Regions from separate parts of the Homo sapiens genome. Here region 2 is linked to region 1. The links are chromatin contacts, found by Hi-C in ENCODE. All regions are on one chromosome and are shown on one strand. The core of a region is the stretch at or near the end of the contact, and the rest is flanking DNA. Distances in the headings are between cores, read along the strand shown. Region 1 holds the start of ZFYVE27 (zinc finger FYVE-type containing 27). Region 2 holds the start of MRPL43 (mitochondrial ribosomal protein L43).

The links. Hi-C counts contacts between places; a loop is a spot of excess contacts on that map. Pooled maps may share reads with other maps.
Region 2: a pooled map shows a loop between it and region 1 (7-fold over the local background). The contact joins the promoter of MRPL43 here to the promoter of ZFYVE27 in region 1. A Hi-C loop is called at or near these places in 2 of 168 maps with a recorded cell type or tissue (HepG2 and gastrocnemius medialis) and 2 of 50 pooled maps.

The regions. Positions count from the first base shown.
Region 1 is chr10:97,733,692-97,738,394 of GRCh38, forward strand. It overlaps ZFYVE27 (zinc finger FYVE-type containing 27), which reads left to right and starts at 3,437. Exons shown (of 13, transcript NM_001385875.1): 1 at 3,437-3,630. RefSeq lists an enhancer at 3,153-3,302 and a silencer at 3,633-3,702.
Region 2 is chr10:100,984,318-100,989,020 of GRCh38, forward strand. MRPL43 (mitochondrial ribosomal protein L43) reads right to left here and starts at 3,180. Exons shown (of 3, transcript NM_032112.3): 1 at 2,996-3,180; 2 at 2,773-2,879; 3 at 1,952-2,658. The coding sequence starts at 3,126. The coding sequence ends at 2,417. It overlaps TWNK (twinkle mtDNA helicase), which reads left to right and starts at 3,226. Exons shown (of 5, transcript NM_021830.5): 1 at 3,226-4,703. The coding sequence starts at 3,894. SEMA4G (semaphorin 4G) reads left to right here. Exons shown (of 15, transcript NM_017893.4): 15 at 1-1,299. RefSeq lists an enhancer at 2,939-3,008.

The DNA.
Region 1 (4,703 bases), core at 2,187-4,686:
GTGGTGTGCACCTGTAGTCCCAGCTACTCGGGAGGCTGAGGCAGGAGAATCGCTTGAATCCGGGAGGCGGAGCTTGCAGTGAGCCAAGATCGTGCCACTGCACTCCAGCCTGATGACAGAGTGAGACTCCGTTTCAAAAAAAAATAAAAATAAAAATTAAGTAGCTAGGTGTTAGTGGTGTGCACCTGTAGTCCCAGCTCCTCTGGAGGCTGAGGCAGGAGGATTGTTTGAGCCCAGGAATTAGAGTGAGCTATGATTGCACCATTGCACTGCAGCCTGGGCAGCAGCAGAAGACCCTATCTCAAAAATAAAATAAAATTACATTAAAAAAGGAAAGAAAGATAAGAAAAAGAAAAAAGAAATGGGCATTGTTCTGGGGCTTTTGTTGAAAGAGATGTGAATTCTGTGCTCCAAGAGGAAACTGACACGCATGCGCTCATTCAAGGAACATTTGTTGGTACCTCCTTTGTGCTAGATGCTGGACACAGAAATTATAGGCAGTTCCCTCAGGACTCTCACTGTCTAGAGAGAGGAGGAGGCACCAAGTGCTGGGGTGGGGCAGGCCCACGGAGCCAAGTCAGAAGGGCACGTAATCCAGACAGTGGCTGCTGATGGGGAAGGTGTCAGAGAAGTCTTTCTTCAGGGGTGAGATCTGAGCTGAATTTTGGAGGAAGAATAAGAGCTGGCCAACTAAAGAATATGGGGCGCAGTGGCTCACGTCTGTAATCCCAGCGCTTTGGGAGGTCGAGGCAGGTGGATCACCTGAGGTAAGGAGTTTGAGACCAGTCTAGCCAACATGGTGAAACCCCATCTCTACTAAATACAAAAAATTAGCCAGGCATGGTGGTGCATGCCTGTAATTCCAGCTACTTAGGAGGCTGAGGCGGAAGAATCGCTTGAACCTGGGAGGCAAAAGTTGCAGTGAGCCAAGATTTCTCCATTGCACTCCAGCCTGCGCAACAAGAGCAAAACTCTATCTCAAAAAAAAAAAAAAAAAAAAGGTGAGAGTAGTCTGTAGAAAGGTACAGTAATGGGAGAAGGTGTGACATATCCGAGAACTGCCAGAGTTGAATACACCAGGCTTTGGTTTTATCCTGGAGGTCACAGGGGGCCACTGAAACTATCCACCAAGAGAGTGGTCTGAGAAAGGTACAGAGGGGTGGACAGGGTGGGGGATGGGAGTGGGTGGGGAGTGGCGATGGCCTATCCTGGAATTCAGACCTGAGGCCAGGTTAGGAAACGAAGAAGAGGGGCCTTCAGAGGCTATCTGCATGACAGACCCAGGAGCTTTCGGGGAAAAGACCCATCCTAAGGGAGGAGAGGCAGAGTCCAGCAGATGGGCCTGGACCACCACAAAGCTCAGTCCATTTCTCTAAGGGGTGGTGAGTGGATTTCTGTATATGGCTTAGTGATATGTGTGGGAATTGGATCTTTCTACATTTTGGCCTTTCGTGGATTCTTGTCTGATTTTTGGGCTAGGGGTGGTGGTGGTAGGGCTTTGAGTAAAAATAAAAATCACAATGATTGCTAACGATTTTTGAACACTTATAACATGTCAGGAATTTACATACTTTAGCTCATTTAATTCTCATCACAGCCCCACACTGAGGGTACCACTATGGTTATCCCCATTTTACAGCTGGAAAAACCAACCAAGCAATTCATCTGAGGAGAAGCCCTCCTACCTTACTTATGTTGGGACTGGCGCATGCCGGGTAATTGACAAAGTCAACTAAAGCAGGGAGCTTTGAGAAAAATACCTACACAGGGTAAGCATTTACTTTTGGGACAATCGTCAATTTATACATAGTTATAAGAACTAACACAGGGTGATCCCACAGACTACCCCCCAATGGTAACATCTTGCAACCCTTCTTAACAGAATGCCTACTATGTGCCAGGTACTGCTTTAGGTGCTGGAGACATAGACACGGGAAACGAAACATTAGCTGACAGAAGCCACAAGAGTGAATGAGATCCTCACGGAGTGCCTTGAGTCAGAAGAAAGAAGGGTAGCAAAAGGAGCCCCAGCATTTGAGGGGTAGGAAGAAAAGCCCTAAGGAGACCTTGAAGGTCGGAAAGAGAGGAGAGGGTGGTGTCATGGAAGCTAAGGTGGACAATGGTGCCAAAAAGGAAAGAGATTCCAGTGCTTCTGAGGTCATCTGCAAGGAGGACTGGGAAGTGTCCATTGGATTTAGCAGCCAGGATGTCACAGGTGAGCAGGCAGGTAGCCCAGAAATATGGAGGGGAGCAGGACCACAGTGCAGTGAGGAGTGAATTGGGCGAGGAAGCAGCGGTAGAGAGCACTTCACAGTGAGTCTTCCAACTCATGTAGGAAAGAGGGGGTAAAGTTAGGCTAAAGGAGAAATTTTCCATGAATTTTGTCTCTAGAATGATGATTAAGAGTTAGCGAGAGTCAAGATTTCAGGCCTGTTAGAGCAAAGCCCTAAGGAAATAAGAGTTGGACCCTGGAGCACAGCTAAGTCCTGGCTGGAGGGATGGGCCTGTCTTTCTGAAAGGAGATAATGGAGGAAGAGATGCAGTTAAAGCTCTGTGGCTACTTGAAGAGGGAAGTGATTACTTCCAGCTGGGGCACTCAAGGAAGGGATACAGACATTTGAGTGCCAGGGGCATTTGAGGGTAACAGTGGAGGGGTTCAGTTGGCCAAAGTTAAAGGCAGCTGAAAGATGGCAGGAGACAAGACCAGGAAATGCAGACCAAGGTGGGTGGTGGTATGGTTGGGGCGTTGGGGTCAGATGACACATAAGCTTCAAATTCCAGCTCCCATTTGCTTCTTAGCTGTGACTCTAAAGAAGTTCCTTAACACGTCTGAGATTCCCCATCTGTAAAATGGCGACAACCCTAATAGGGTCGTTGGAGGAGAACTAGATAATGTCTAAAAAGAGCTCAGTCCGGTTCAGTGCTTGGCTCCTCTGTACCTGAGCGCTAAGTCACTAATATAAAGCCATCGGATGTGTGCTTTAAGGGAAATTAACTGGGCCACACGGTGTGAAGTGAACTGAGCTGGGAGAGGCCTGCACAGGACCTTGTACACACTAGCTACTCCGGAAACAACTGCATGCTCTGCTGGGCATCTCATACAGGATACGGTGTCTTTCCGGGGCTCACACACAGTCCCCAGTTCAGTTCCAAAGTTGGAAGGAAAGAGGATGAAGACGTAAATTCTTCATTTAAGCCTCTCGCCAACTGTTCCCTGCGGCAAGGCAGGGCAACGAGCTGCAGGGTCGCCAAGCACGTGCTTCCAAGGGTCCTCAAGGCTTTGTGAACGGCGGCCGGCCAAGGACAGAATTAACTCCAGCCTGGAGCGCGCGGGAAAGACGCGCAGGCGCACTGCTGGCAAGGGTGCTTGCCTGTGCTGGGGTGGGCGGAGCTAAACCCGGAGCGGGATGACGTCATGAGGACGCAGCCGCAGAGCGATTCGCGTCCCGGAAGCGGCGGTGGCGGCCGCGGCGTAGGCGGAGGAGATTTTCGGACCTGCGACTTCCGAACAACCCTGGCAGGAGGAGCGGCGTTCAGCCGGGGGAGGCCTGAAGAAACGCTCCGGGGCCCAGTGGCTCTACCCCTGCTCCTGCCCGACCCTGCCGCCTCCCTCACGGAGCCAGCGGCCGGGTAGGTGAGGTGCCGTCCCCCCGCGTCCCAGTGTCTCCGCAGGCTGTGTGTAGTTGGGTGCTTGGGCGCAGCGGGGGCCGCCACATGCTGGCCCCACGACCTCGGGCATGGCCTTCCCTGTCCAGCCTCACGGGCTCCATCAGGCCCCCCTGGCTGCAGAGGTGTTGGCCAAGGCCAGTGCGGGCGTCGATATACCTCGCCCCTTCCTGGGCTCATACCTGGCGCCGCTCTGTGCCCTTTCGCCTTGGCTCGGCCTGCGGGGATTTCGGGGTCCCGTTGGCCCCTTTGTCCCATCCCCTCACCCTCCCATCAGGTCGCGGCTGATTGCCTGGGACTGGTTTATGTTGCTCTTCGCCGAGGTTCCGCCCCCTCGTTTGCTGCTTAGAGTTCAGGATAGGACTTTGAACTGGGAAAGACCGTAAAGGCTCCTCGGTTTCCTCATCAGAAAGGGCAGACGGGAATGGGGCGTTCTGATGCCGACTGCCCTGGGGCAGAGATGGCCCAGGAAGTTGTTGGGAACCGAAGGGAGTGGGAAGAGTTAGAGGATCGGGCGAGAGTCCTGGAGCACGGTATTTCATTCACTCATTCAGCAGGCATTTGTTAAGCACCCACTGTGTACAGAAGCAGTCGTGAATGGAGGCCAGTTAAGAGCAGGGAGTTTTACTTTGACGTGGTCAGTGCTCTGCACTTGATCTTAGCCACAAGGCCAAGAAGCGATGTGATGTGATAAGTGCTCTGTTAGGGTGAGTACGTGATCCTTTGGGAGCATCGGAGAGGGTCTCCCAGTCCAGAGTTGGGGGTGTTGGCAGAGACTTCCCAGAGTAAGGGAGTGATGTTTAAGCTGATACCTGAAGGATGAGTAGGAATTAACCAGGTAAAGAGTGGGAGAAAAATGTTCCAGGACATCATTTCATTTCAGCCCATGGGCTGCCTCGCTGCAGCGATCATTTATGCTTGGTTTTTATGATTTTTAGTTTTGATGGATCTTTGGGGAAAAGAGCATTGGATGGAGAGTACAAAGAACAGGATTTTAGGTCTGAATAGTTCACTTTCCCTTGCTCACAGGTTTACTG
Region 2 (4,703 bases), core at 1,930-4,429, 3.3 Mb after region 1:
CCACATGTGAGCAGCCCAGGCCCATCGGTGCTCCTCAGAGGTAGGTGCTCCCTCAGGATCAGGTGCCCTGCAGACCCAGAGCCAGTTCCTATCCCCTAACCTAAACACTTATAGGTGAGGACTCCATCCTCCTGTTCCATTCATCTGCCCAAACCCTTTCTCTTTCTCCCAGGCAGGGCTCTGCAGGTCCATATGGGCTCAATGTCACCACCCTCTGCATGGCCCTGTGTGCTGGATGGTCCTGAAACCAGACAAGACCTCTGCCAGCCACCTAAGCCCTGCGTACATTCACATGCACACATGGAAGAATGTTTATCGGCTGGGCTGCAGTGCCCCCACCCTCACCTTCTCCTGGTGCATTCTTGTTTCATCCCTGCTTCTGGACTTGGGGTACCCTCCCAATTGCCACATCCTATCTGGTCCTCTTCCCCAGCCCCATGTGGTGACCTCTTTGTCAAGAGCTTGGGAACGGGCCAGCCTGGGGAGGTAAGACTGCATCACTCCCCTCCTCTCCCTTCCTGTGTGGCCCTTGTGAATCAGCCTCCCCACTCTCCTTGGTCATTCTCAAGAGTATGAGAGACAGAGCTCCAGGCATGTCCCATCCCCATGCACATGTGGTAACACACACCTGTATCACACATGTGCTTACATTTCCACTCACATGCACCTCTGAGCCTCCCTTGCTGTCTTGGACCTGTCTGTTGGGTTTAGTCCGTGGACATTTCAGAGGGAGATCCCCCTCCCATTTAACTGTCCTCACAGGCCCTTGCCTAGGATGGATGACCAACACTGCACTCAATGAGCCAGCCTCTCTTTTGGGGGAATCAAGCATTTGCTTCCTCTAGACTACAGCAGGGAAAGGGAGGAGAAATCTGATGTCTCAACTGGCACATGAAGCCCATTCTTGGAACTATGCAAAGGGCAGAGGCTGGGAGTTTGGACGCTTAGCTCCTACCCCTGTCCTACCTCACCGGGGCACTTTCAGGGGCCAGGGGCCTCTGAAGTCTCTAGGCCTATATGGGACAATCAATTCTGACTGAGCTCCCCCATTCCCCTCGGGTGAGGATGACTGTTATTTTTGTAGCTGAGAACGTGGAATCCCACGGGTTTTTACTGCCCTTCACCCAACCTCTCCCACCTCCACCCCACAATGAATGTATTTATTGTGAGAATGGCTACACTTCTTTAGGAATGCCCCCACTTACAACCAGGTGGGTGGAACAGGCATGTGACAGAGTGGGGAGCCTGGGCTCAGCTCCTCCCCCTGCCGTTGGTTAATAAACACCCTTTTTCCCCACAGCTATGACTAGTCTGCTTCATCTAGATGCGCCCACCCCTGATCACCAGGGGACAGGCTCCTGAGCCTATACAGAAGGTGATATCTGCCTCCAGGATTGGCTCTGCTCCCCAATACAACTATTTGCAGAGGAAATTGGGATCCTCCGCTTCCATCCTGACTCCTTGGCAGGCACACAGGCCTCTTTAGTAAGGTTCACACTATTCATTGATCATGGTGTTAGGGCATGACAAGAAAATGACAACAGTTCAAGAATTCTTACAGGGGTTTCTAGATTTTCATTTCCTGCCTCTCATTTCCCCACCATCCCCCCTTTTTAAACTAAGATTAGAAAATACTCATTAATATCAGCCTTCCTGCCCTTCCCCAAGGTTCTCAGCACCCCCCACCAGCTGGCTCAAGGGACATGGATTTTATTTCTGCACAAAGAGGGACGTGGGGGGAAGGAGATGTATAGCTAAGACCAGAGAAAGCTTGTCAGCCAGGACTTGGTCTGAGAATCACTCCCCTCTCCCTTTCAGGGGTCAGGCCTAGATTAATCACTTGGCCTTTGATACTAACCACCTGACAGTTGTTATATGTTCTGCGTCTAGTTTTAAAATAATGAAAACTGAGGCTTGTGCTTAACATATGCACACATTTTGAAGACAGACCTGAAATGTGACCTTGGATAAGTTTATTAACCTGTTTTATAAATCTGTATTCACACAGATATAAAGTGCCTAGCCCATCACAGCAGAGCTCTCCGTAGCTCAGTGGTTGTTCCAATAAGACATCAGGGATTCTTCAGAAGCCAGCCTTCAGACCTCTCACTGTGTTTTGAGATCATTATTATCAATTTGGATTTAAAAAACAAGGGCCCTGTAAAACCCTTGAAGTCTTCCTCATCTCAGGTTTTAGGGATGCCACTTGCATAAAAATGAGTGGTTCACAAGGTCACTGCCCCCAGAAGCAGGCACTGGAAAGAAACAGGCAGCTCTTCATTATCCCAAGCAGAACCTCTGTCAACTTGCCCATTGATGGGTTCCATTTGCCTGGGCTTGGAATCCCAAAGGGGAAGAACCACCTTTACCGGAGTAACAGTCCAAAGCCTGGGGCTGCAGTTGGTGGGGCAACTCTTCACTGTGCTTGCACCTGGGCTGGGGCAGGATCCTGAACCTCTCGGGGGCGTAGCCCGCGGAACGTGGTCGGCTTGTTGGTGAAGGGGTGCCACTGGCCCTGGATGCTAGGGTTGTCGGTGTGGAAGGGCTTGCGGATGCGGATCACGTCCAAGCCCGACTGGTCGGCCAGCTTCTGCACCAGCGTCGAGATCTCCTCGACCGACTTGCAGTGGATGCTCTCCTCGCGCACAGCCCCGTTAACTGGCAGAAGAGGGGTGAGAGTGGGTGGAAGCTGGCCGGTGCGACCAAGCGAGAAGGAGGATAGCGGGTCGAGCCCCTGATCCCGCCCTCCAGCCCGAGCCCGGCCCCACTCACGGTATTCGGCCACTACTCTGGGCACGCAGCACGGACGCGAGTTTACATATATTACGACCCCTGGATTCCGTCGGGCGAAGTCGATCACCTCCCGCTCCACGAACTCCCTAAGCGACCCGGGACAGTGAGCAGTATGACCCCTGACTGGGGGCGACCTACCCGGGGAGTCGTTGCCACCTCCACACCCACCCCGACCCGCGCCTGCGCACTTCCCTTGGCTCACCTGGCGCCGCGAGACGAGGCGCCGTCGCGGCTGACGCTGAAGCTCAGACGCTGCAGCTGCTGCACATAGCGACCCAGTCCGTTGTGGAGAACGCTGGCCAAGAAGCGGCTCGGAGTCCCGCGCGCCGTCATAGCTACAGCTTGGAGGCCGCGGAGCCTAAGCAGCGAGGAGAGGGGGGCGGGACTAAACCTCGAGGCTTCCGGTTCCGGGACGACCGCTCCCGGAGTTTTGCTTCCGAGGTCAAGGCGAGTAGCATGTGCGGGAGACTCACGTTGCCGGCGAAGTGGGAGAGAGAAAAGTGGTAACCTGGGGCTGGGGGCCGGCGCGGCGGAGCTCGGAGTAGTAGAGCGGAGTGAAGACACGGGGGAGGATAGAGACTGGCATTCCTTTGGGCCGGGGGATTGGCGGGAGTCGTGCTGGGTGCTCTCGCCGTGTTGAGGTCCCAGTGAGGGGAAGGAGAAGCGGAAGAGGGTCTCTAGTCGGGGCCTAGGGCAAAGGGACTACAAAAAGGATGCAGATGACTATAGAAATGAGGACGACGAGGAGATGCTGTGGAGGAGCAGTAGAGGTGAGAAGATGATGCAAAGAAACTGTGTCAGTGAGGAACTGTATAGAGGGTCATAGAGGTGAGGTGGCGGAGAGAAACTAACTAACGGACCATAGAGGTGGGGGAGCCATTGTAGAAGGACGTGGACGCGAAAGGGTCGTGTAGATGGGCATATGTGTGAAGCAGCAACGTAGAGGGGCTGAAGAGGAGAAATTCATGGAGAGAAAGAATGCACCTAGAGTGAGCTCTGCAGAGTGCTGCGTGGGATATCCCTAGAGTTTGGTCTAGTGAAGGCACGCTAACCAGGCACCTAAGGCATTTCAAGTAGTGACTTCCCACATTTGGCTAGGAATGTGGGTCCTCCTCCGAAGTGGGTACCCCCTCCGTATCTTGTTACCCCTGCGTGGGGAGTGGATGGGTCGGAGGGGCCTGCCCCGAAACTTGGCCCCAGGCCCTCCTCGCAGACGTTACAGGAAGGAGACTCTCCAAGCCTTGGATATGCCAGTGTTGCCTGTAACTGCAACTGAAATCCGCCAGTATTTGCGGGGGCATGGGATCCCCTTCCAGGATGGTCACAGTTGCCTGCGGGCACTGAGCCCCTTTGCAGAGTCTTCACAGCTCAAAGGCCAGACTGGTGTTACCACTTCCTTCAGCCTCTTCATTGACAAGACCACAGGCCACTTTCTCTGCATGACCAGCCTAGCAGAAGGGAGCTGGGAAGACTTCCAGGCCAGCGTGGAGGGGCGAGGGGATGGGGCCAGGGAGGGGTTTCTGCTTAGCAAGGCACCAGAATTTGAGGACAGCGAGGAGGTCCGGAGGATCTGGAACCGAGCAATACCTCTCTGGGAGCTGCCTGATCAGGAGGAGGTTCAGCTGGCTGATACAATGTTTGGCCTTACCAAGGTTACAGATGACACACTCAAGCGTTTCAGTGTGCGATATCTGCGACCTGCTCGCAGTCTTGTCTTCCCTTGGTTCTCCCCTGGGGGCTCAGGATTACGAGGCCTGAAGCTCCTAGAGGCTAAATGCCAGGGGGATGGAGTGAGCTACGAGGAAACCACTATTCCCCGACCCAGCGCCTACCACAATCTGTTTGGATTACCACTGATTAGTCGTCGAGATGCTGAGGTGGTACTGACGAGTCGTGAGCTTGACAGCCTG